Regions from separate parts of the Homo sapiens genome. Here region 2 is linked to region 1. The links are chromatin loops, found by intact Hi-C in ENCODE. Cell type or tissue: Caco-2. All regions are shown on one strand. Each heading gives the region's core, and the rest is flanking DNA. Links, peaks and the distances in the headings are about the cores only.

What was found. Peaks named below come from ENCODE experiments on the same cell type or tissue, not always from the same donor. Only the 100,000 strongest peaks of a DNase experiment are listed, where the experiment ranks them.
Region 2: a loop joins it to region 1, with 8 times the contacts of the local background. A loop is called at or near these places in 1 of 110 quality-filtered maps.

What each region holds. Positions count from the first base shown.
Region 1 is chr4:95,458,821-95,470,014 of GRCh38, reverse strand. All of the region lies in intron 1 of UNC5C (unc-5 netrin receptor C), which reads left to right. Among named protein-coding and RNA genes, the nearest start is that of UNC5C, 85 kb to the left of the region's middle. In Caco-2, for the core only: no CTCF peak of the experiment used is centred there; a DNase peak (open chromatin) is centred at 4,884.
Region 2 is chr4:95,403,305-95,414,498 of GRCh38, reverse strand. The region is part of intron 1 of UNC5C (unc-5 netrin receptor C); the gene reads left to right. LOC124900736 (a long non-coding RNA gene) reads right to left here. Exons shown (of 3, transcript XR_007058194.1): 2 at 10,555-10,653. Among named protein-coding and RNA genes, the nearest start is that of UNC5C, 140 kb to the left of the region's middle. In Caco-2, for the core only: no CTCF peak of the experiment used is centred there; a DNase peak (open chromatin) is centred at 5,148.

The DNA of each region.
Region 1 (11,194 bases), core at 1,198-9,197:
ATGCAGTATTAAATAATAGCTGCATAAAATTCACCTTAGTACATACTGTAATAATGGTGTAGCCACCTCCTGTTGCTATTGCAGTGAGCTCCAGTGTTAAAAGATCCACTAAAAACACTCTTTGATGCTATTTATATCTGCATGAGCAATTTGTCTCTCCAGTAAATTGTGTACCACGGTAAAAGTGATGTCTCTGGGTTCCCACATGTTTATTTTCTTGTTTAGTGCAATACAGTAAACTTTGATTAACACCATGGGACCTACATGAAGTGCCACTAGTAATGCTGAAAGTGCTCCCAAGAAGCAGAAAAAAAGTCATGACATTACAAGGAATAGTTGACTTGCATGATATATACCATAGCTTGAGGCCTGCAGCTGCAATTTCCCATCATTTCAAGATAAATGAATACAGTTTAAGGACGATTGTAAAAAAAAAGAAAGGAAATATGTGAAACCGTCACTGCAGTTATGCTAGCAGGCATGAAAACCTTGTACTTTTTGCAAAATACATTTTTATCTTGTACTGAAAATGCAGCCTTTATGTGGGTGCAGGGTTATTATAAGAAAGGCATACTTTTGACTCACATATGATTTGAGAAAAAAATGAAGACATTGTATGACAACCTAAACCAAAAGGAAGGTGAAAGATCTGAAGCTGAAGAATTTAATACCAGCAAAGGATGGTTCGATAATTTTAGAAAGATTTTAAATGTCAAGATAACAGGAGAAGCAGCTTCAGTTGACCAGGTGGCAACAGTGTCCAGACTCCATTAAGAAAATCATTGAGAAGAAACAATATCTGCCTGAACAAGTTTTTAATGCAGGCAAAAGTGACCTAGTCTGGGAACGAAGAAATGCCGCAAAAGAAATTTACTGGTAAGGAAGAGAAGTGAGCTCCAGCAATTAAGGGAGGGAGGAATAGGCTAACTCCAGTTTTTCACGCAAATGCAGTCAGGGTTATGACTGGAACTGCCCTTATCTATAAAGCAGTTAACCCCTGATCCTTGAAGGAAAAAGAAAAACATCAGCTGACAGTCTTTTGTTTGTAAACAATAATGCCTGAGCAAAGAGAACCCCTTTTGTGAATTGGTTTCACTGATGCTTTGTCCCTAAAGTCAGGAAGTACCTTGCCAAAAAGGGACTGCCTTTTAAAGTTCTTTTTTTATTGAACAATGTTGCTGGCCACCCAGAACCCCATAAGTTCAACACCGAAGGTGTCAAAGTGGTCAACTTGCCCCCAAACACAACATCTGTAATTCAGTCTCTAGATCAGGTGTCATTAAGACCTTTAAGGCTCATTAAACATAGTCCTCTATGGTAAAGATTGTCAATGATATGGAAGAGAACCTCCATAGAGAGAACATTATAAAGGTTTGGAAGAATTACACCATTGAATATGCCATCATTGTTATAGAAAAAATCCTGAGAGCCATCAAGCCTCAAACAGTAAATTCCTGCTGGAGAAAACTGTGCCCAGATGTTGTACATGACTTCACGGAATTTATGACAGAGCTAATCAAGGAAATGATGAAAGATATTATGGATATAGCAAAAAAGATGGAGGGTAAAGCATTTCAAGATATAGATCTTGGAGAAATTCAATAGCTAATAGCCACCATGCCAGAGAAACTAACAGAAGAGGACTTGATGGAGATGAGCACTTCCAAACCAGTGCCAGATAATAAAAAAAGACAGAGAAGAAGCAGTACCAGAAAATAAGTTGATATTAGACAATCTAGCAGAAGGGTTCTGATTATTCAAGGCTGCTTTTCACTTCTTTTACAACATGGATCTTTATGTGATATGAAACTAAAGCAAATGGTGGAAGGAAGATTGGTACTTTATACAAAAGTTTTAAAGAAATGAAAAAACAAAAAAAAAAAAAACCCAAAAAACAGATATTATGATGTATTTCAGTAAAGTCCGCCAAGTATGCCTTCCTCTCCTGCCTCCCTTTCACTTCCTCCACCTCTGCCACCACCCTTGAGAGACTACAAGACCAACCCCTCCTCATCCTCCTGCTCCTCAGCCACATGAAGAAAATGAGAATGAAGACCTTTATGATGATCCACTACCTATTAATGAGTAGTAAAGATATTTTCTCTTCCTTATGATGCTCTTAATAATATTTTCTTTTCTCTAGCTTTCCTTATTGTAAAAATACAGTATAAAGTATATATAACATACAATATATGTGTTAATTGACTGTTTATGTTATTGGTAAGGCTTCCAGTCACCAGTAGGCTATTAGTAGTTAAGATTTGGAGAATGAAAATTTATTCTCAGATTTTTGGCTATGTGAAGGGTTGGTGCCCCCTAAGCCCAGCATTGTTCAAGGGCTAACTGTATTGACCCTTCCTAAGAGACTTTCCTGGAATCAATACTTTTATGCAGTGACTATGCAGACACAGGGCATCATTTACCTTTCAAATAATTTCACGCTCTTATTTCTTATCTTTGGAATCCATGTAGTAATTTTCATTAACTACAGAAAATGTTGCCACATAATGATGATTGTAACTTCCAGTGATAATGTGAAAAGAAAATATATGCATGCTGCAAGGGTTGTGCCTGCTTCTCCCAGCCCCATTCTCTCTCTCTGTTTTTATCTGTGGGTTGATCTTTATATGTTTCTCTCTCTCCCTCTGCACACACACACTGATTGCATTTCCTGTTGTTCTATTCCTTCTCTATCTTCCAAAAAAAGTGATTGCATTCATTATCTATTGCTGCGTAACAAATTACCCCAACATTTAGCAGCTTAAAACAAAAACATTGGTCATTTCAACACTGGTTCTGAGGGTGGGGAATCTAGGAGTAGCTTAGATAGTTGGCTCTAGCTCAGAATCTCTCATTAGAGAGCAGTTAACCTGTCAGCAGGGGCCAGAGCCATCTGAAAGCTTGACCAGGGCTGGAGGATCTGCTCCCAAGTTGTGTCAGTCCTGTGGCTGTTGGCAGGAGGCCTCAGTTTCTCATCATGGCTCGAGTGTCATCATTACATGACAGCTGGCTTCCATGGAGCAAATGATCTAACACAGAGCAAGGTGCAAGCAGGAAGCCACAGTACCCTTTATTACCCACTCTCTAAAGCTGCACACCATTAGTAGTGAGTCACTAGATCCAGGCCACACCCAATGGGAATGAAGTTAGACTCCACCTCTTGAATGGCTAAATGACGTCGTATCAAAGAAATATGGACACACCTTAAAATCACCATCTTTCTTAAGAAAGAAAATATCTCTGGTCACTTCAATAACACTATAATGTGATTTATGAATGGCTTTTAAAAGTAAAACAATGAGTATCTCCTTTGAGGCCTGGGATTTTTTTTTTCTCGTATTCACCCTATGTCCATAGCTCAACTCAAGCATAGAACCTGGCAGATAGTAGCTGGTACTGAACAACTATAGCATTAATTAATTAATTAATGTCTTCAAATGCTGGGATATGTTTTCTAAACACTTGGAGTTTTACTACCAACATTTGCTCCTCTTGCTCTGCTTCTAATAATGTTAAACAGGGGAAAATGGAATTGAGGGTATTTATTCCTTTAATTAAAGATTGATTTAAAAAGTTACAAGCATCATAATTTATCTCTTAATTACTGTCCAAATGTATGTGAAGTTTATATGTAGTTTCATATATGTTGATTATCTGCTTTTAGAAGTCTTGTTTATTGTCTGTTACCTTCACTAGATTTTAAGCTCCGCAACGGCCAGGATTTTTGCCTATTTTGGGTAAGGCAGTATCCCCAAACTATGACATTGTGTGACTCTATGAGTAGGTACTCTATGAATGTTTATTAAATGAATTAATTAAAATTTTCACTAAGCTAAGGATGTCAGAACCTTGTCATTTGCAGGGATTTTGCTTAGACAATTATACATTGTCATACTTACTTGGAGATCTTCAAAATCCCTCTCCTTTTTCTCTGGGCTGAAGACTTCAGCATTAAAAACATATGATTGAAACACATACTTATTGCTGTTGCCAGTATACAGGCTCATCAGAATGACCAGGTTTACTTGACTAGCTTGTCGCTATATACCTTGGAAAGCATAGGGTAAGATAATGGGCAGAAAATCTCTACAGTCAAAGTATGGCAAAGAAAAGCTCTGAATATTGGTGAAGATAGAAAACATGTTCCAAGGCCCGGGCAGGAGTGCAGAAAGGAGAAAGGTCACTGGGGAAATTGCTTGTTTGTAATACCAGTCCTGAAATTAGAAATGAAATAGCATGTGCAAATCCAAACTTTTTTTTAACCTGACTGCTTTGGATCCATCTGTGTATTTTGTCATCATTAGCTTTTCTAATTTCTAGGATACAAATTGCTGTAGATCCTAAAATAAGCTACTGAATATTCTCTATTCATTTTTACGCACCCCATATGTTACCCAAAATGATGGGCAAATCTACCTTAAAGAACCACCAAATCTGTTCAGAAAGGATGGCACTGGGAGAAAGACTATTTGGCTTTCTTCCTACATGGAAGAAAAGAAACACCTCCAGAGGAGCTAGGACATTTTGTGAACCCTACACGATATTGTAGCATAACACAATGATTCAAATACTTGTCAAGTTCAAAGTGACTTTAGAGACTACATATTCTAACCTCCCCTTACAACATTAGATAATTTGGATAATTTTCCACTTCAAGTATGTCAACACGATGGTTTTGATGATTGCACTTCTTTTGTTCCTACTTTAGAGATGGGAGGGACTGGCTGCAATATACCTTGAGAGGCTATCCCCTGGCAGGGATTAGTCATGTTAGGAGTCTCTTCAAAATAACTCATCTGCTTCCCTTCCTCAGCATTCCTCTGTCTTTGTGGCTGTTTGTTTTAAATTTTTTATTGTTTACTTAACATAGCCTGCAAGTGACCCATACGGTATTCATTTGGAACGATGCGCCTTAGTGAGGCTTTTTATGACACCCTGCAGATGTTAGGCAGCAGTCCCACGGTTCTCACCATCACTGGGGACACACGTTCAGCCTGGATCATCTCTCTGTGAAAAGCTCCACAAGAATATCTTTTTCATTATTTAACACCCACTTGTCGTATTTTATTTGAACATTTGATCTTCAGGTTCACTTATTTAGCCCAAAGTGAAAATGTAGCACCTAATACCGTTCTAAAAACTAGTAAATGTTCTAAGTTCTGAAAATGGGAAAGAATTATGATTTTTCATAAAGTTTCAAAACTTACATGAGGTATAGGTGGGAATACACCCTCAGGTTGAAACAAAAGCCTATTAGAAACTTTTTTCATGCTCATGATAAGAAAATAAGACAGTGATTTGTTTACAAAAATCATACAAATAATTCTCAAAAGCCATTTTGGTTACAAATAGATATGAAATTATTTATAATTAAGCAATCTATGATGTTCGGAAATTATCATCGGTAAAATGTTATCCTCTATTTAATTATGCATTCTTGTTGATAATGCATAAATCCCTGTGATTATGTTCTTAAGTTAAGGAATTTAAAATAGCTCTATTTTAGATGCTCCTACTTTTCTGACTTAAAAAAAGCCTTTCGTATACCAACCAGGATACCATCCAATAACAATTCCTAAAGCTTGGAAACTTCTCTAATCAGACTCTTCTTAATGACGCTGTTCTCAATACTTGTCATTTTTAATTGTAGATGGCAAAAACAGCAGTAGCAATTTCATTTCTGTAGGAACCAATTCATTATTATGCAGCCTGCCAATGATGCTCTTGTTCCAACTCCTCCCAGCATGCCAACTTAGCCTTCACCAAATATTTTTCCTTTAAAAGTAAAACAATACAGAGCTTTTGAGTGAGTCTTGTGGTGTGGTTCAGTATCAATAGTTTCCAAATCGATTTTATTGGATCAAGAAAATGAGATGTTTCCCTCCATCTACATATCCAGCACCTTTCTGTTACGTAATAGAAATGGTACCTTGTGAATAATATTGTTCCTTATGTCATTCTTTCAGCTTACGCAAAAGTATTTATACCGTTGTATTTCATTTTGCACTTCCTGAGAAGACTGGTTTACAGTAAAGATACGCAGTTATTTTATTAAAATGCTTCATTATTTAAGGTGAATACTGGTGACTTAATAATAGTTGGAGAGTTTAAAAATACTAAGGACAGAAACCTCTTTGTGTTCACATATCTTTTGCCCTCTCTAGACTGTTCCTAGGGGGCAAGACCTGTTTCTTATTCATCTTTGTATATGGAGTACCCAATACAGTAGGTTGAAAATAAGGAGTCAACAGTTCTATTGAATAAATGAATTGATGGTTAAATGGATATAAATGTTGCTAAAAGTCATATGCTGAGATTTGCAGTGTTCTGAGATTTACATTTACAATAATCTGAAAATTAAAATACCCTACTATTTTGATACCTTCTCTTTTCTTCTTTTTTCTCTTTTGTCTCACAAGTCATGTTAACTAAAGCAGGTTACTCATAGATTTTTACTAGGAAGATGTTTCAGACCTGAAACCCCCACGTTTCCTCCTCTGGCCATCTGCTCTGTGCTCTGCTTTCCATTAGGATGGGTTCATTTTCTGCCTCATGGTTTGGACTCTGAGCCTCAGTCTCTGCTTGTGCTTCGTTCAGTGTTCACCATTCATGGCATGGTTGGGCTTCTTACCCTTTAAATCAGGAGAGCCTGGCATCTTCCTAAGCTGAGACTGCTCTTACCACGACTTCTTCCTGAACGCCCTTCCTCTTAGCGGCAGAGCCTTCTTGTTCTCCCTGTTAGGGATGTGTCCACATATTCAGCGGCTCTGCAGTCCCCGCAGCCACCCGTCTGCGGGTGTAGGTCACAGTTAGGCACTGCAGCCTGGCTGACACTCCAATCACTGGCCATATTCATCAGCCCTTTCTTTAGTGCTCTATGTGGCTAGAAGCCTGGTTTTTCTCCAACATGAAAGCCCGGTGTTTAGTTAGTGGAGAGAGCACAGCATGTTTGAGGGCGGCAGCTGGAAGACTACCTTCCCCACCAGAAACAGATCAAATGGTCATTTGAGATATTTCCAGGTTTCCTTGTTTAAAAGGCAGACAGATCAAAGACACTGTCACCCTCAAAGATTTGAAGACTAGCAGAGCAGCCTCAAGGCCATCACCCCCTCATGACCCCTAACTGTTCACTGTTTGTGGTGACTTTGCACTATGTGATCTGCCTGTCTACCTTAATCAAAGGATCTAGAGAATCAAATACTAGTACACTTAGTATTCTGTCTTGAATATCAACAAGAATAGGGCCATTTGTTAGTTATTTGAATACACTGGAAGAAAGTAATCTGCATATGTTGTTTTTAAATTTGCTACATAAACCCAGGACACATGCTAGTGATGGTTGTAGTTTCTATATTTTATTTTTAGGAAATGTCTAAAACATTACAGCAGTTAAGTCTTATTTCATTCAGAAAGCTTTATCTGACTTTCCCTTAAAACCGAATTACCTCCTGTATGTTGCCATATTACAAGAAGTTACCCTAGAACTAGGCATTTCTCCTGAAATTTTCATTTTTATAGTCAGGGTTAACTTGACTATATTCTGCACTAGAGTGATTTTAGGCTGATAAGGTCCTTTATGAGCAGAGGATGGATCTTATTTATAATTTTTACCCGTAATATCTAATATAGCACCTGAAACAAGTTTACCACTCAGTAAGTATTTCTTGAATTTGTTAGTATAAATTCCTAATGTACATTGTGCTCTTGTCCTGTGACTAGTTTGAATGTCCCATTTTTTTGTTGTCTACATTTATAACTATTTACTGTATATCTACTTTGGTATAATATGTGTACACATACATATGTCAAACAGAAGATATTTAGAAAGAGAAAGGGGGGGAAAGTGAGCATTGAGGAAATGTTTTGCCCATGCGGTAATGGTTAAAAAACAGCAATGGATTTTCTTGAACGCGGTTATATTTTATGGTATTTCAGCATATAGCCTTTTCTCTATTCACTCACCTAAAAAAAAACCCAAGGCTCTATCAACTTGATTGAGGAAAGGATTGTGGGAATCACTAAAAAGATAAAAAGTCAATAAATAGTTCCAACTGCCAATCATATAACCACAAGATAAAAAAAGAAAATCAAAACAGGCAAATACATGTTTCATTTTATTTGGGTAAATTTCCACATATGAAAGAATATCTTGGGTTAGCAGGGAAAGCAATCTGACTTTACCAGCAGCTTTGCAAGCATGGTCACTATCATCGCCACGCATCACCTCTGATTGACTTCCTGCTTGCTACCAGGTTCGGTTGGTGCTGGATTAGAAAACACAGAGTTTGAGCAGTGCAACAGCATGCTGCCGGTGGGCTTGCCAAATTAAAGCCCCAAGCCCAGGGTTGTCATTGTTGTTATTTTCATAGAAAAAGACTAAGGATAATGTAACAGAAACAATTCAAATGGCCAGAAAATATAGGAAAATGTGTCTTTGTTAACAGTTAATTCTATTAATCAGCTTGAGATATTTGTAAGGTAAAATTGAAATGGTATTTAGATTAGTGTAAATACTTGATTCTCTTGTTTGGATTGTAATTGTATTTTAGACAAGCCAACAATAATTTATAATTTTACTTTGGGAATATTTTTCTAATTATATTTGATTACAATATGTTCACAATACAGTATTTTAGTAACAGAGCATAACATCTTCTTTTTTTGATTTCTCTCCTTTGTCATCTATTCAACTTGCTCTTGCCTTGTGCTTCATGTTGGAAAAGGACTGTATCACATCTTAACTTCATGGGAAGAATCAATCAAACATTAAGTGAATTATTATACATTGCATGCCTTGCACTATCCTTGGAGGAAAAAGATACTTTGCATTAAGAAGTCTTCCCTTCAAGTCTTTCTGAAAAAGTAAATGATCTATTTATATCTTCAGAGTACTTAACTAAGCAGAATAACTATCATTGTCAATAATTTAAAATTATGATTTATGAACATGTTCTACAATAATAAAATGTTTGTAGAATTTAATATGCCAAAATATCAGAAAATATTTTAAACCATCCATTGTGCCTACATAGAAAGTATGCTATTTATAATTTTTGTGAATAATAAGCATCTTTCATATACCTATGTGGCAGTTAGAACTCTAGGATGGACCACATGATGGCTTCCTCCTGATATACAAACTCTGTGTAATCCTATCCCAGTAATAGTGGGTGGACCCAGGAATGTGATGAAGTATCACTCCCATGGTTATGTTACATTGTTTGTCAAAAGGGATTTTGTAGACATAATTAAGGTTCATAAACAGTTGACACTGTGTGTATTAGTCTGTTTTCACATTGCTGATAAAGACATACCTGAGACTGGGTAATTTATGAAGAAAAAGACGTTTAATGGACTTACAGTTCCACATGGCTAGGGACGCCTCACAATCGTGGCAGAAGACAAAAGGCATGACTTACATGGTGGCAGGCAAGAGAGAATGAGAGCCAAGTGAAAGGGGTTTCCCCTGATAAAACCGTCAGATCTCGTGGGACTTATTCACTACCATGAGAACAGTATGGGGGAAACCGCCCCCAGTATTCAGTTATCTCCCAGCAGGTCCATCCCACAGCATGTAAGAATTATGGGAGCTACAATTCAAGATGACTTTTCGGTGTGGACACAGCCAAACCACATCACTGTGTTGGACAAAAGGAAGATAAGCATGTTGCTAACTATTTAAGTTATTGCTTAGAGAAAAGTTATTATTAGAATGGCTATTTAAAATTTAGTATTATGAATTCATACATATACATGGATAGACTTCTTGAAAATTCAAGTTATAAAGAAATACGAAAAACACCAAAAAAAAAAAAAACACCACATGGACAGTTCCATCCACCAACAAGAGCATAAAATGCAGTTACCCACAGACAATCCCAGTGGAGGTACTTGCTGGTAACTTGTGACTCCTACTCCTTTTTAAAAGTGCTGTTTTCTTCTATTTGATTCAAAGAAAAATTTATTTCCACAAGAAATAACTGGAATCTGAATTAAGTACCTGTCAGTATATTTTGATTCTCGCTATTATCAATAATAATCTGTTGCCATTTAAAATAATGCATAAGTGCTTAATGTTATAGGAATTATATTTCATGCACATTCTTAATCCATGAGTGAGTGACAAATATGCTATATATTTATAAAATTATGAAGAATACTTGTTTCAAACTTATGGTAATGATATTATCATAATAAATGAGTGCTATTCTATAATGAGAGCCTTTTAGGGAAATTCTTTTAGGCCATTCTGGGATCATGTGGTGAACCACCTTTAGAATGACATTCAAGTCTCCCTGTTTTGAAGAAGTTGGAACCTATACTAACTGCTCTTCCTCTAACTATGTTGTCCTTGATAAAACAGTCTTTTGCCCCATTGTTCAAATATTTATAACTTACAAAAAAGTTTATCAAATCCACTGCATTGAATTGGCTTGTAATTATAGTCTATTGTATACATTGATTGCATTTTTTCCATCTACAATGTGACTTATGAGTCTGATATAGTCTCAGTCAATTACATGTGTATAATCATTATTGAACCAAAATAGACAATGGCAGGTCTGGAGCCAGTCTAGTCTGATACCTTAATGGGCCTTTAGAGACTTTTAATACACTGACTACTGGAATAATAGTCAGTCTACTGAATGACTTTGTATATTTTGATTTTTTTAAACTCTTGAGGTACAAAAGAAAGTTCTTAGAGGAAGGAACATTAAGAGTAACAATCACAATGCCATATGAAAATACTTGAATTCCAGATGTACTTGACTATGCTCCACATAGGAAGCGATGAGCAATTTGAAAAGAAATTTAAGAGTTGCTTATATTTGGAACCACTGTAGTACTTTTGCCTCTAATCAAAGAAAATATACAGTGGGATTCAGAGTTCCTTGTAACTTTATGTTCTTTCTAAAAATAGATGTAGTGGACAAATAACCCAGGAAAATTCCTAAAAGGATAACAGGGGTGTAAATCAAAAGATACTAGTAATATCCACATATACCTAGTTCAGAATTTCAAGATAAGAGTAACTAGAAATCTTTTTAGAGCAATCACCAATAAATTATAATTCTATACTTCATTTATTTATATGTTAAGGGATAAGGCTTGGGGTAAGTTAAAGTGATATATATAAATTCCCATCATACCATTTAAAATATGGGATTACTATGAAGTTCAATATTCTATTAAA
Region 2 (11,194 bases), core at 2,091-10,090, 56 kb after region 1:
TGCCAATAAATTCAGGTAAGACCTCCCATTGCCTAACAGAATTTAAATCACTGCTGACAGGCTTCACAGGAAAGCCACCCGAGTGGCCTACTCAGCTTGTGTCTGGGGACACTGGCAAGCCACCCGGGAGGTGTTGGCAGCATAGAGTGGCCTTTGTAGGAAGTGTAGACCCTTGGACCCTTGCTTAATTTCTTCGTCAGTATGACCCTCCATCTTCTTTTTTCTTATCTGCTCTTTTTTGGTAACTTTCTCTCTCTACCAGACCTATTTTTTGTGGGGGGGAGGTGGGGAAAAGGGGAAGGAAAGGGCAGAAACTGCAACAGGAAATTTAAGGGGATTCCAAATATCTGATAAAAGAACCTCTCCTTAATTTCAGATTTACTTACCAACCATTTGAGCTATTGAATAAATTAACCTGGTGTGATATTTGGGGGTAACACATACATCTGATCAAAGAGAAATTGGTAGTTGCCCATGTGCCTCCACTATTTAATAAGATACTGACATATTTGGCTCTGCATTTGGATCTGAGTGCAAATTATGGAACAGCTTTTCTTTGATGGTAAAGACACAACCTTCCCATTTGCAGGCTGTCTCTTGCATAGAAAAGGACAACCAGGGAGCTGTTCTGCAGCTAATTTGACACCTGTACATTTGCAGGGTGTGCAGTAGGGAGCTGTGTAGCCAGATGACCCAGGTAGCTGCTATAGAATATTTATGTTCTTCTGCTTTCTTGGCTGTTGCAGGGACTTGCAAATAGGCTACGCGGAAATGGTTTCAACTAGTTGAGAGAAACATGTTTTTAATGAACAAGTGTTATTATTTGGAAAGGAACAAAAATGAGGTAGAACACAGTCCCAGAAAACACTTTCCGCAGTCTGTGTAGCTTTCAAACCTTCATTTCCACCACTGGGAAGATGAATTCAGTTGATTATTCTGAATCGTATTATATTCAATAAAGTGCAAAGGTAATAAGACCCTCCATACAAATGTGGCATAATCAGAATAATTAGATGTTAGATGATGCCTGGATGATGAGCTTGATGAATGGCAATTCTGAAAGGGAGTTTGGCCTTCTGTAGGAGATTGCTGGCAGCCAGGCCCCACCATGGGTGGGCCTTGAGAAAGCAAGGCTGAGGAGGCAGCAGGGAAATATAGGTCAGCACTCTTGTGGGCATCTCCAGAGAGCTAGGAAAATCCTGCTTGCGTTGCATTTACAGTGCTATGAGAGATCCTGGAAGCAGAGGAGGAGAGGCCACTGCAGAAAACTGACCAGGGTTTGCCTCAGGATTATGAAAGCAAATTATAACTCCAACAAATCAAGGAAAGCTGTAAATCAGGAGGTTGGAATGTGGCAAGGGCTTTGGCATATGAGTTTGGGGAACTGAGTGTGGTAAAGAGGGAAGGTGAGTTTATCAGAGGGTCACATGGGATTCATTCTTTGCTTACCAATATGTTTTGTACCTGTGAAATAAAAAATTTCCCTCTTGACTTTTGTTCAATTCGCAGAAGTGAAGGAAGTCGAGAGAGAATCCTGGGTATGTAGATGGAAAGTAAGTACTCATGCCAGGGAAAATTAGGAAGCTGACAAAGTTGCTTTAATCCTTCTCTACTGTTCCTGTCCATGCCAGCCTCACCCTTTTGCTACCTGGCCTTTCTCTTACCACCTATTTCTTGCAACGTATGCTCTCCCATTCTTTCTGTTGACAGCGGGAACCCAAAAACTACTTCAGGGTCAGTTGGTGACTCATTGTGTTAACTCTCACAAGAATATTTACATATTAATTGTCTTACATGAATAAGGCAATAAATCATGTATGAAATAAATTGTAAATGGTAGATTTTCAGGCATCAGTAATTTTTTTGTGGGGGAGACAATTGACTTCACACTGTTTCTCATATCATACCAAATCTGGTGACTTCTCAGTGTATTCTTAATATATTCATTTATCCAACAAACATCTATCGAGTGTCCATGATTCTGTGTCAGGCACAGCTCTCAATACTTGAAAAACAACCTCAAGATAAAGGTCAGTTCCTTCAAGGAGCTTCCAGTCTAGGATTGGAGGGGACCTAACATGAGATTGCCATCAAGTGTGAGAAAAGAAAAGCAGGGTCCTTGGAAACCTCCCCTGGCACAGCTGTGCCACACAGAAGGTGTTCAGGGGGCACATTCTTCATGGAAAATACAATATTAATATGAGATTGGAATTTTGTGTGGAGCGATATTAACGTGGTGAAGAGGATTGAGAAGGGTAGTTTGGAGAAGATGGAGAAACAGGTACGAACATTAAAAGGCTTAAAGCAGCACACTCTGGAGAATTACAAGTCAGTTGGCATGACTTGAATGTGAGTGTTGAGGAAGAGAGGAGTAATGACCAGAGATGAGATGAAGAAGCTCACGCAGGACACTATGCCAACCAGGAAGTGGGCATTTATATTGTAAAGAAATAGGTCAGATTTAAAGCAGACACTGACATGACTAGAATTAGGTTTTAGGAAAAAAAAAAAAAAACATTCCACAGCATTATGGAGAAGTGGTGGGAGAGAGTGATGACAAGAGGCCAGGGAAGGCCACTTAGGAGACTCTGGCAGTTGTTAGGCAAGAAATGAGAAGGTCCTTAACGAAGACAGTAGCAGTGGATACAGGCAGGAGAGGGCCGGTTGGAGGGAACACAATGACTAGTCTGAGATCCAGTTACCCCTGCTGAAATCCATCAGAAAAGTTTCAAGTTAATAATTAACTGTATTCTCCTAAATATCACTTAGCCAACTAGTATGATTTTAAATTTACAAAGAAAAGAGATTGCGATCCAATTTATGAATTTCTAATCTGCCTAATTTCCTCCAGTGAAATGCAAGTTTGTACTGCAGTATGTGAATTATTTAAAATACATGCACTTTTCCTGTAGTGTGCAGATTTACGGTTGGATACAAAACAGCCTGATGCTAAACATATGTGAACATTCATTTTTGAAAATCAGGAAACCAGAGAGTTACTATTTCCTGCAGGAACTTCTAAAAGAAACCAAAAAAGTAACATAATGTGCCAGAAAGCTCAAGGGAATGGATAAAGTAAATTGCAAGGTTGGGAAATGTGGCCACCCAAAAGAAGATAACTTTCTCTTTAAAATTCTGCACTATGTACCCCTAATCAGATAGGCTGAGTGACTTACAGAGGATCCTTTGTGGACATCTGAGGGTTTTTTTTGCCCCCTAGACCAAAAACATAAATCTTGTTCCTCTAATAAAGACGTTTCAGGCAGAAAGTTATGATAGTATACTCAATATCTTAAAGTTAGATATGCCAAGACATTGGAAGACATCCATCTTCCCTGTCCTGGTCATTCTCTGGTTTGTCCCGAGGGGCTGTGGCATGTGTTTTCTTTGAAATTTTCAATAACAGATAAGAAAATAATTTCTTTTGGATCATCAGCTTCCCCTGCTGAACTCCTGCTAGGTTGACTTGTAGAGACAATTAAACCAAGCATTTGCCAGTTTAGGTGGACATTGTTATTGCAGCATTTGTCCCTTTCCTGACAAATTACATTATTCCTCTGCCCTCCAAACCATTAGAAGGTCCAGAGGGAACCAGGTGGTGGTGAGGAGGGGCTGATCTCACATTTGTCAACCCTGAGGCAGAGCTAGGCTGAGTGTCCAACTCCCTTTGATTCTGTACACTGGGCGAGCAGGGTGGGGGCTTGATTGGGGTAGGATCCACATTTGAATGCTGTCATTTGCTTCTGAGCAGAAGGCCATCATCTCTAGTGTTCAGAGTGAATGTGATGCCCCCAGATCTGTTCAATAATTGCCCTGATTTCTGCCTGAGGCTTGACTTTCTTCTAGCTAAACGCTGCATCCCCTAACACTCTCCCCCAGTACTAACAAAGTGGCTCTTTCATTCTGCTCTGGGCGGTAGCAGCATCTTTTGCCTGCACTTCAGCTCTGAGTCTGATTCAGCATCACAAACTTCCCTTTGTGAGCATCTCTGACTCCACCCTCTTCTCTTCCTCACTGAAAAATAATGGGGTATTTTAGTGAACGCTGAAACATCTGTTGAATTCTAAAGAAGAGGTGGAGTCTTAAATAAATGTGCATAAGTAAGAGAAGGCAGGTAACCCCTTGGGTGAAATCCATTTGTCTTTTTTCCTTTTTTCTTTTCATTAATGAGACTGGGACCTAGTAGGAGGTATCATGCATTTAGAGTGGTACAGGGACATTACAACCCAGTGGATTAGGGCTGGTTTTAGGAACATGCAGATATAATTAAGAGGTGCATCAGTCCAGGACAACAGTGCCTAACTTCTCTGAAAATCAGCGGTGTCATCTGCAAAGAAGAAGGAGTAATACCCTCCTTACAGGCTGGGGTACAAGTATTATATAATACATAGTAAGGTACTAACATGGCATGCTAAACACCCCAAAATCACTAGCAGTCACTATTTTCATTGCCATGGTTGATTTTCTGCTTACACTGTGATCATCTACTATAAGAGGGTAGAGCCATCAGCCCACTGGGAGATTGGGTGTGGAAACATTGGTTTAACGTTAAGTCAGCTGAGCTACACAAAGCCCCTCATTGATGTCAGGCCAGCCCTAGGCGCACATAGAGGCATACAAGAGCAGCACTGCTTATGCCCTGACAGACATTAGCCTCTTGTGACAGGTGAGGAATGGAGCAGAGCAGATCCTCAAACAAGTCAAGAAATAGATAGAATGCTTGTGAATGCAATGAAGAGGAGAAAGGACTGAGATAGGGAATGGTGGGCAGAGTGGGTGCTTGATTTAGTTTGCCTGGTCAATGAGGGCCTGTCCAAGAGACATATCCCCCAACTGGACTCATAGAGGATATTTTTTTTCAGTACCAAAAAATTGTGCCCACCTTCACTAAGTAGTTGTACTTTTAATATCCATTGATTTGAGGATACATAAAGATAAAAGGCAATTGTGAATGCAATAGAAAGCTTTTACACAAGTGTGTATTTTATTCATCAGAGCAACATTAATGCACATTTGAAAAATAGAGTTATACATATGTGTAGGATATATTCTTGATTCCTTCTGAAGATAATGCTGGATTTGAATTTGGAGTTAAGAATGTGGACATTTTAACCTTATCCTGAGTCCCTTGAACTGTTTGATGTCTGCAGGTTGGGAGTGATGGATGAGAGTGCAAAGATTAGACAGGAAATACAAGAGTCCTGAGTCATATTTTCATTTTTTTTCCTAAAGATAAACAAAGAGCAAAGAAGTCATTTACCTCCTTTGAGTCTTTTTTGTCATTGGAATGAGAATAGTAATGCTTGTTATTTAACCTCCTAATGATTGTGTGAGGTGGAACTAATCTGATAGATAGGAAAGTTCTTGCAAAGCGTTTTGAACTATGTGAGGATAAAGCATTGACAGTGGCTTGAAATAAGAGAATCAAATAATCTAGAATATAAGTCAATTGTTATTTAAAAAAACTAACTTGTCAAACTGTGTACTTCACCTGCCTCTTTGTAAATTCGGATCATGGGTAGCTCTGCTAGCATTGGCTATCTCAGTCTGTTCATTTCTCTAAATGATGTGGGTGTGAGTCAAATCATAGGCTCCCAAGTGAAAGGGGGTATTATTCTCAACCCTCTAATCTTCAGGAAGGTTATTCCATGTTATACTTAAGGTTATACTTACATGCTGTAGATCACCCTTATCTCATATTTGAAGAGAAATGTCTTTCTGTCTTTAAAAATCTCTCTTGTATATATTTTCTGCTCTCTTGTGTATAATGTAAACCCAGAAATAAATTTTTACACATTTTTATATTAGAAATATTTCAGTGCCCTAAGCACAAATATTTCAGTGTATTGAAAGGCCAAACTTGATTCTCTTTCTTATTAAACGGTTCAGTGTTCAGTTAGTATATATCAAATAATACTGACTGTGCTGCTTTTTAATACTTGGTAACAAATGCTTTACTATTGAGAGAGGAAGATTTCCCTTAGAAATCTAACATACAGAAGATGAGCAATTCAAAAAGATTCTATAGTTCATCATGTTTTAATATTTTATATTTAGAATGATTGACTCCAAAGACAAAAGCACTAATGAAAACAGACTGAATGCATTTATGTGATACAGAACAGAAAAGGAAAGTTGCAGGTGAAAAATTTTGGTATCTTATAGACAGAGAATTTTAGCTAGACAATCAGAAGTATTTTCATTTCACAGAAGTCTCAAAAATACTTCCAGCCATTTAAAGCACATAGTAGATTAGATATTTCAGAAGCATCTGAATATCCTATGACAATGAAATATGCTTGCTGCATTTTGTATTCAATTTTTATAAAAATCTGCTTTGAAGTCTTTATTGAATTAACAATTTATTTTAAAATGAATGTATTTAACAATACATTAACAACATAATGGAATTACTTTAATTTATAGATTAAGTAAATGTGTAATATATTTTTACCATAATAGTAAAACATGACATTTTAAAAAGCCAAATAATTCCTTACTAACTGCTGAGCAACCCACTTACTTTTGACTCTAATCATTTCTTCTGGTTTTTACCCAGGTATTCCTAAGTAAAGTGTTTATTCTATTATTCTTAACATTTTTAGCCATCTGTGATTGACTTTCAACTATTGCAAATTGCAATTTCACCCTGTTATGAGCCCTTTTTCCATTCCATATGCTCCCCTCTCCTAGCTGCCCAATACAGTAATATAACGCCTTTTGGATAAATTAGCATTAAGTGTTTACAGCCTCTTGGTTGTACAAATGTTATTTGAAGGTGAATCATCATATTAATTTATTTACTTTCTTGTATGACTTCTTGTTTTAATTGAAGTTAATAACTTGTCTCTTTGTGCCTCTCTCTCTCTCCTCATCCTTAGATTTCTACATACTAAAATTAATGTATCCCTAAGTGCTTCCATAAAATTCCAGAAAAACTACACACATCATGTAATTTGTCTGTTTCTCTTTGGATGCAATCCTTCTGGAGACCCCTGCCCTTTGTCTCAGCTGAGCATGATTGGTTTTAGCTTCAGGAATGTTGAACAAGTGAGGTGTCCACCTGCGATTTCTCTGCCCACTGCCCTGCCTCTACCCTCTCACTTTTACTGTACACCCTCCCGCTTGAAATTCCTCACATCCCATTGTATGTTTTACTCCCCACAGCTGGTGAAACATACCCTTTAGCATCTTCCTCAAAATGAATAAGTAGGTAAAATTTTAGTGCCCTCGTATCCCAAAAAACACCTTTATTCTCTTCATATAGTCAATCGATACTGTGCTGCATATAAAATTCTAGATAAGAGCTTTATAATCTAAAACTTTAGCTTTTAATAACTCATCTTATTTTCATATTCAGTGTTTTTGACAACCTTAATCTGCTATTGTCTACTCTCCCATTCTCTTTGTTCTAGTGTTTGTAGCTTTTCTATTTCTTCACTGGAATTGGGGATTTCAGGAGCAAAGTACAATCATTTTTGTATAATCAATAACTTATACCTCCTTCTTGAAGCCCCTAAAAATGTCCATTTAACATTATGTCTGTTAAGTTTGCCATCTATAACCACTGAATTATTTTGATTTTAAAGGCAAATGTTTGCATTTTTGAGTGAGCATATTTTTAAATCATGAAATTGTTGAAAATATAGTTTGAAGTGAACTAGCTTTTGAAAAATATATAAATTGCTTTTTCTTAACATTTTGAAACCTTAAGATTTGAATCTGAATTTAATTCTCCAGAAGCATATAATGCACTTATTTCTCAGTCTTTGATTTGCTCTATAAATTATACTCAGAAATTTAAACTTGGAAATAAAGAATGAGTAAACGTTGTTAATGAAGTAGAGTGGCTTAAGGGACTGACGGTGAAAGAAATCAGGGGTTTTGACCTAGTTTTGTTATACAACCTATTTTTTTGCCATGTACTGATAAATTTGGACTGTGAATCAAGTCTGCCCTAGTTGCATCCCATATAAGCCCTGCCTAAACTACAGTTGTCAGGTTTCATTTTAGAGAAATGAAATCAGGGATGGACCTAATGGAATCAAACAATAACTTTTCAGATGATGTCAAGGTCTTTGAAAATCCTGCCACGGTACCTATGGATCATGGCACCATCTCCAGGAAGCCCATGCTGTATAATGCAGAACATTAACTGGAGGGGAGGGCACTGCTCACCCAACCCAACATTAGTGCAGATGAAGCACTGCTACAGATGGGAAGCAGAACACTGAAAAGCAGGGACATGGGAAACAGGACCAGTAATTTGGTTTTTCATGTCAGGATGAAGTGAGAAGTCATGGTATTGAGGAGTCAAGAAATATTGAAATCATACCTTTACCTAGCATAAAAGTCGATTTGTTCCTGTTTTTTTCAGTCCTCGTGACATTAAAGCAGTGATCTCAATTTTTTGCTAGTGCCACGGAAAACTCCTAACATTTGTTAATCTTCATTTTTAACAAACAGAGACGCCTTGGACCCCTGGCCTCTGGCAAGCAAAAGAATCTAAGTAAATGATGAAACAGAGTTGTATGTTCATTTCACATTATGGTAACCTATTGATGACAGTTGATTCTGATTTCCATTTACTGTGATGACATACAGTTTCCTCTTATAATAAATGTGCTCAGTAAAAACATTAATACATTTCAAAGAAAATATTCACAAATAATAGTAAAGGCAGTGAGAAAATATATCAGAAATTGTGAGCCTGGTGCACACACAGCTAACGTGTGGGAAGTTCAGGCACGCAGCAATAAAACAGGAGACCTGGACTTCGGTTCTGTCCATGGCAAATATATGACCTGGGCAGTTCATGTAACTTTTATTTGCTTCTACTTCCTCATCTAAAATGAGGAGTCAGCTCAGATCTCTTAATAAACCCCTTATATTTCTTAAATGTTGAGATTTCAAGGATTTTCTTTGCGCTTAATATAGGCACAGGTTGTTTTGGGTTCGCAGCAACTAGCAAGGAGGAAAAGATCATGAAGCAGCTGATGATAACCACCCAGGTCATCCCCCTGAGGATCACTGGAATGATAGAATAACAGACTAACTGTCTCATAGAGCTTTAGAGCTTATAGTGAAAAGGAAGAGCTCTTTGATTCCCCTCACAGGGCCACAAGACGTGTGACAGAGGTGTGGCTCACCTGTTCAGTGCTCCCACCACTCAAACCCCTTCCGTGAGGGGGAGTATGCAGATGGGCACATGTAGAGGCCGGGGCGAGTACTTTGGGCTCCAGCTCTGCAGTAGTGTCTAGGGGTGGGTGCCTGCAACCCGAGAGTTACAAAGCTCTTTCACCTTTGCTGTCCTCAGATGGCTTGAATGTTAACGGGCTCAATGGACGCTCTGCCTTTTTGCAAGAGCAGAGGGCCAATATGATGCTTTCTGTACCCCAAGCTCTTGTCCAGCATCCCGGAAGATTCGGGTCACACACTCGAAGAATGAATGCAAGGTTTTATTGAGCAGTGGAGGTAGATTTCAGCAGGATGGATGGGAAGCTGGAAGGGGGGCATGGAGTGGGAAAGTGATCCCCCACAGGAGTCGGGCCTCCCACTGGCTAAACTCCTCTTCAACTGCCCCCAGCCAGACTCCTCTCGGCGTTCAGATCTTCCTCCTTTTCTCCCTTTCTCTGCCACGTTGTTCCACCATCCATCTGCTGATCTGCTGGCTTGCTGCTCTGCTCCGAAGTTTGGGGTTCAGGGTTTATATGGGTGCAGGATAGAGGGCATGGTGGGCCAAATGGCAACTTTTTGGGTACAAAACCAGAAATTCCTGTTCTCATTTAGGGCCGCAGATATACAGGCTTGAGGGTGAAGCCTTTGCCAGAGAACCACCCTCTTGTATCTGTATTTCCCTGTGTCCTGTCCACATCAGTAGCACTCTTAGAGATCATTAAGATGAATTCTCCCTGCCAACACTCATTTAATAAATGAGAAAACAAGTGTCCCAGAGAACGTATGTGGCCCATTATTATACAGTTGAATAGTAACAGGCAAAAAACTATTTATATCCATGGGCTTTGGCCTAGAACCCTGGCTCCACTTTGGTTCTCTTCATTGCATATCATTATGGCCTTGGAATATGATTTTCCTGACCTTATAATGCTTTTAAAAAGGGAGAGCGATACCTGGGTGCTGATTTTTTTTTAATCCAGTACTTTCAGAAATGAAATGAGTTTCATCAATACCAGCAGCTAATCAAAATAACTCAGGGCTACTTTTGTTTCTGACATACTTTGGGTAGTTTTGTCCAAAAATATTCTATTTCCCTTTGATGGTTAGATCTAACTGAAATGTGGGATATACCTGGACCTCTCCCCAAGAACGTTGTGAAAATAAGCAGCAATTATAAATGGCTTAAGAATTGTATACAGTTGCATTATTAATTTATGTTTTTTGTCCATTGGTGATATAAAATAAAAGCGATTCTTTTCAAAAAAAATGGAAGAGAAGAAAGTTTACATGCTTTTTGGTTTTTCCCTCCCAGGCCTTTAGAGTCTATTGACTGTTCATCAATTTAATTATTGTGTTATGTATGTCTAATGTACTCACCACACAGGAGGCTAAGTAGTTTCCTTCCCCCAAGGTAGCTTTCAATGGCTGGAAAACGATCCATCTGTGAGCCACACTGGCCTCTTCGGAAATACCCTCCTATTGATTACAAGAGAGAATTGTAAAAGATTATTCAAGAGACACTACTGAGGAAACATATCAGTGTTACTTTAATTATGACCTAAAGCAAATTCTTGAAACAAGGATTGAACAAGATCCACAGAGCACCGAAGAACTGTGCAGTGGATGAGTAAGCCAGATAGAGATGGACAAAGACCAGAGGAGATGCACTTGGGAAATGGTAATCCATCTGTAGCTGCTACGAATATGGAAAACATCTATTTATTTTATTTCAATAATAAAGGTATTATATTTAAAATATTTACAATGGCTCCCAAAGTGGGGCAAGGTTTTGAAAAGTAGCAGAAATAAAGTGAAAGTATTAGCAGGTATTTATTGAGTACTATTGACTTCCCTGAAATGAAACTTTCAGTGGCCTCCTGCTGTCTATCAAATGAAAAGCCTTCTTGTCATCTCCACACTGAGCTGGTTCCCAAGTGTGACTCCCAGCTACTGAGCAGCAGCGGGGTTCCAGCTCACCTGTCCTGTTCAAGAACATGCCCGAGATTGCTCTACCAAC